Linked DNA regions of Mus musculus: region 2 is linked to region 1. Evidence: chromatin loops called from intact Hi-C (ENCODE). Cell type or tissue: left cerebral cortex. All regions are shown on one strand.

Evidence for each region. A loop is a pair of places that touch in the nucleus more often than their neighbours do. Peaks named below come from ENCODE experiments on the same cell type or tissue, not always from the same donor. Only the 100,000 strongest peaks of a DNase experiment are listed, where the experiment ranks them.
Region 2: it touches region 1 in a loop (5-fold over the local background); 2 of 42 quality-filtered maps call a loop at or near these places.

What each region holds. Positions count from the first base shown.
Region 1 is chr1:158,192,065-158,194,564 of GRCm38, reverse strand. The region is part of intron 2 of Gm39686 (a long non-coding RNA gene); the gene reads right to left. Among named protein-coding and RNA genes, the nearest start is that of Gm39686, 46 kb to the right of the region's middle. In left cerebral cortex, a CTCF peak has its summit at 1,362; a DNase peak (open chromatin) is centred at 1,564; H3K27ac peaks cover 1,237 bases.
Region 2 is chr1:158,123,737-158,126,236 of GRCm38, reverse strand. No RefSeq gene overlaps it. Among named protein-coding and RNA genes, the nearest start is that of Gm39686, 23 kb to the left of the region's middle. In left cerebral cortex, no CTCF peak of the experiment used is centred here; a DNase peak (open chromatin) is centred at 1,120; H3K27ac peaks cover 548 bases.

The DNA.
Region 1 (2,500 bases):
GGGATGCACATGAACCCTAATGCTTCGATGCTAGAAACACAAGCTCATTCCAACTTGTCCGTCTGGGCTGCAGTCCTAGCAAGCGCGATGAAACTTTATGAGGCTTATTACAAGCAAATTACATGGGAAACTGCAAAGCACTGGAAGGAGGGGGGTGGCAGTGGGGTGCTGAGCACACTGCTGGAAATGGGAGCAGGTAAAGATACTGGGCATAGCCTGGACGAGGAGTGCACTGGAGCCCATCACGGAGCAGCTGGCACCTCCTCCCTCCAGGGCCCAATTTTCCAAGCAATGACTTGAGCGTTCACACCTGCACTGGCTGAGGCAGCGGGCCCCGGCTCTGCAGAGTTAATGGGGCAGACAGAACCCAGAGATGCTCTTGGCCATGACAATGACTGCTCTCCTCCTTGGCCCTACCTTCTGTACTGATGGAGCAGATTCCTCTCCAGCTGCATGTGGTCTCCTGACTGCTGGGCTGTGCAGAGGTTCTCCCAAAGATTGGCTCGGGGTCAGAAAAGAATGCCATCACTTTGCCGCCCCTCAGTTGAGAAACTTCATCTCACCTCCTTCTCGAGCTTCCTTTTTTCCTCCCCAGTTTGTGGACATTAACCACTTAAAGCTCAACTCTGTTTCCTGTGAAATGGAAGCTTTGCCAAGTCTCTATGCTTTTTTTGTTTTTGTTTTTGTTTTGTTTTTTGTTTTTTTTGTTTTTTGTTTTGGCTGATGCATTCAGCTGGAAACAAACCTGAGACAGAATAACTGGGAATCTCTATCCCAGAAGTTGAGATTCCTGTGGGTAGTTGTAGTTCCTAAACACACTAGGAAAAAAAAAATTACACAACTTTAAATCTAGAATTGATTATTCTTCTTAAATTCTTTCCTATAGCAATTGCTAATAGGAAGCCTCTATAACTAGACTTCTCTGTTTTCACCATAAACACGTGTACACACACACACACACACACACACACACACAAACATATGCTCACTCAGAACCTTCTGATTAGATGCCCAGAGAGGCCTTTCCCACTGTGGGCAATTTAGGAGAGGAATGCAGGGTGAGTTCAAGCCAGGGAGAGGTTAGGGCAGATGCCTTGGACCAATCCAAATGCAGGAAACCAAAGAAGCAAAGGGAAGATGCTCTGTGAATGCCATTACATAAATTTCCCTCCCAGCACAGCCTGAGGTGCTTTAGATGCAGTTTCCATCCAATGGGAGCTCCTTAAGCTCTGCTACTAATGCTGGAAAAACATTCACTTAACAGGCTTGTCCAAACAATTCCCGTTTTAATTCAGACATGATGAACTGCGGGGGAGAAGCAGAGCCCCAGGGCTGTCCGCCTCAATACCATCACTCCTGACAGGGCACAGAGCCACACACTCGCCTCAACGGCCCATTAAAAAGCCTGGTGGGGAAACGATGCTATGGTCAGGTTACAGAACTGGGCAGCGAGCAATTAAGGCCTTCCCAGTTGTCCTGTCTTCTCTTCTCTTTTCTTCACAATGCCCACACGGCACATGCACACAAACCCGGCTCTATCTCTTGCCTTCTCTTGAATGTTCCCCCACAAGCTCTTTCTATACCGCCTACCCACCTTCTTGCAGACGAGTTTGCAATGGTTTTTGCAGACTCCAACTTGCAAGAGAAACCAGAGTCACACAACTACTTTGTGCTCATCAGGTCACAGCTACACCCGCAACTTTCTTTGTCCATGCATGCTCATTCCAAATGCATTGCTTTGCTGTTTCTTCTCTCTGATCTTGAAGCTGCTCCATTTTTCCTCCCTCATGCAAGAAAGGCATTTGTGTGTGTGTGTCTTTCTTTTCTCAGATTCTATCTTCTACATTGCTCCTCCATCTCTTGGTAGCCAGATCCTCCCCCAACCCTCCCTGCAGGACGATTCTTGAGGCAGACTTATAACTATTTTATTGCTTCGTCTCACTTTTCAATTTCTGTCCTTCCAACTGAACTAGATTCCCCTGAGTTAAAAACCTGGCTTTGGATTATGTAACAAGTTCCTTGGGGGATACACGAAGATTCAGCCTGTCATGTAGCAGTAAGCAAACTGCCAAAAAAGTGTGTGTGTGTGTGTGTATATGTGTATGCCAGCTTACACAAAGTCCTAATTAAAAAGAGATCTAACTGATGGAAAGTAGTGGGAATAAAGGCAATTCAAGTCTGGCTAATGTTAGTTTCTTGTCCAACAGTCATTTTGAAAGTACTAACAGGATTAAAAACAAAAACAAAAAAAAGAACTACTATTGGGTAAAATATGCATCTATGAATTCCTAATATGTGCTTCCTGAGGTATGTGCTATGTCAACTACCGTAATATTCAATGCAGTGATATAAAACGTATTCCATGGGTGTAATTAATTAGCCAGTCTACCTAAACCGTGTGATGGGAAACATTTGCTATTATGAAGTTTAGTAACATTGTATATCGCACTGTGATTAATACCACTCAATTATCTAAATATGGCTGCTCTCTGCTTATAGT
Region 2 (2,500 bases), 68 kb after region 1:
AAAAGAAGGAAATCCTTTTCAAAGAGAACAAAGCTAATAACTAAAGCATATCAATGTTTAGGAGTAATTAGTGTCTTCAAACCCCATTTCTTATTGCATCTCTACTTGCATCAGGGACAGAGAACCACAGCAAAATTGAAGCAAGTGACTCCTTATGGGGTCTCTATGAGAGTCCAAATGTCATTTCGTTTCAAGTCTTCAAGTCTTGCTTCCAAAGCTTACCAGTAATTTGACCTTGAACAAATGCTCTGAGTTTCATTTTTCTTCTATGTGATATGGGGATGATAATATCTCAGCAGGTTGCTTAAGGCTCAAACAAGGTTGAACATAAAAGGTAACTATTGGAGTACCTGGGTCAGAATAAATGACTAAGATCGTGCAGGGTGGGGGGGGGTGTAGGAGATAAGCAGGTTGTTATATTTTGTTCCTTTTAATTGAGAAAGCTTTTCCTAAGAAAGCAGCCCTCAGCTGTCATTCCCTGGTAGTTAAAATCGTTGATTTCTGTCTCTGCTGGTGTCTGAACTTAGCCTAGATACAGCCGTGGAGATGAAGGCAAGCCATCTCCATGTTGTGACAGGAGCATTATAATTTTCTAGTTAAGAAAATAAACTGCAAGACAGGAAGTAGGAAGCTCAAGTAGGAAAAAAATAATGAAAATATCTGTTTTCTGGATGCCTCTTTTATTTGGGGTAGTGTTTAAGTTACTAAGTTTCTAGCCATTAAGTTATTGAGGTGGATATCACTGCCCTTTGTCACAAAACTGCACACCCCACCCCACCCACTTAGAGAATGCTCCCTAATGCTGTTTAAGTAGATGGGTCTTTAATTTCTAATCCATGACCATTTTATTCTAGACCCAGTGTGGATGCAAGAGATCAGAGTTAGTCCCTGCACACTGGAGCAGAGGCCTACAGATGGGACAACGCAATTTGTTGACTTTTAATTTTTTCCTGGACCTCTTCGTAACTTATTTCATTCCTTGCAGTTGGCGCAACATCATTCCCTGACAATGCATTCAGGCCAGTCTACAGGGAAACCAGAAAAGATGAAGTAGGACTCTTAGAAATCATGTTCTTTACATGAAACTAGATCAGGCAGTGGGAGGGGGTGAGCTGAAAATAGCCTGAGGGAGTGAGAGACAAGCCTGTGAAACAGTGAGAGGCAGCCGGAGACAACTGAGATTAGCAAGGAGAGGGCACTGTGCACAGAGAAGGGAAGACATGGTATGATTTTTTTTTTCAGGATTCTGTTAAATCATCCACTCATTCCCCAAGGCAAAAATCATTCCCCAAAAGGCAAAGTGTTTTAAATTATGTCAACTTAGTTAAAGTACCATCCCTTTGGTAGACGACCTGCCCCAGCAGAAACATCCATTATCTGAGGGAAAATAATCAATTATTCTACCAATAAATGGACAGATAGATAACACTTATCTCTAGATTTTAAATTAAAGTGTTATTATATGAAATTGGAAATGTACAGAAAAAATATATAATGACCAAAATCATAAAATCATCCATTCAGTTTCATAGGTATTACTATTATTAGCATGCATATACTTAGATTTTCTGTTAGATGAGTAGCACAAAGGCTCTGTCTGTCTCTGTCTCTCTGTCTCTCTGTCTCTCTCTCTGTCTCTCTCTCTCTCTCTCTCTCACACACACACACACACACACACATTTATGATGTTTCAAGGTAACAAAATTGCAGAAACAAAATTCTCCTAATTCTTCAACAAGACGTATATGTTTCTAGGGCTTGTGAAGTTTGCCCAATTACCTGATGAGAGTTGATTTCAGATCCGTTCACTCTCAATGACTAAGTTTTGCCTTATGCCTTATCCCTCCTACAGTCAAGAATCTAAAATATTTATGAAGGGGCTAAAAAAGATGACTTAGTAGTCTAGAGCTCTTGCTACTCTTACAGAGGATACAGGTTCAGTTCTCAGGAGCTGGCAGCTCCATATACATAAAATTTTAAATTATCAAGCCCATGGATATATTAATACTAGAATTAGTAATTAAGTTTGGAATAAAAGAATCTATGTTTGCTACTAAAACAATTATACATTGTGAATTCATGGCTGTTCAATAAATTCTGATCTCATGGAAAGACACAATGGTGGACTGCTGTTTCTTACATAGTGTCGTCAGGACATAGGTCCCAGTAGATGATGAGTTCTGCTCCAGAATGCTTGATTCACCATTATGAATAATTGCCTTATGTTGGGAGAGGTCTGTTTTATAATTTCTGGAATCCAGGGAGGCAACACTTTGTGAAGATGATTTATCTGTGCCTTCATCCTTAAAGGAGGAAAAGATAGAATAGATATACATTCATTGAGTGACTAATATGTCTATGTACAGAGGTAGGCAGGTGACCCAGGCAAAAGAAACATGGTATCAGGTCTTTATTATGCTTTTGATTACCTAAGGGCCAAAGTGCTTTGTAGCAAAAGCAGCTTCTAAATGCATTGTTCAGTGTCACTTCATCTCTAACT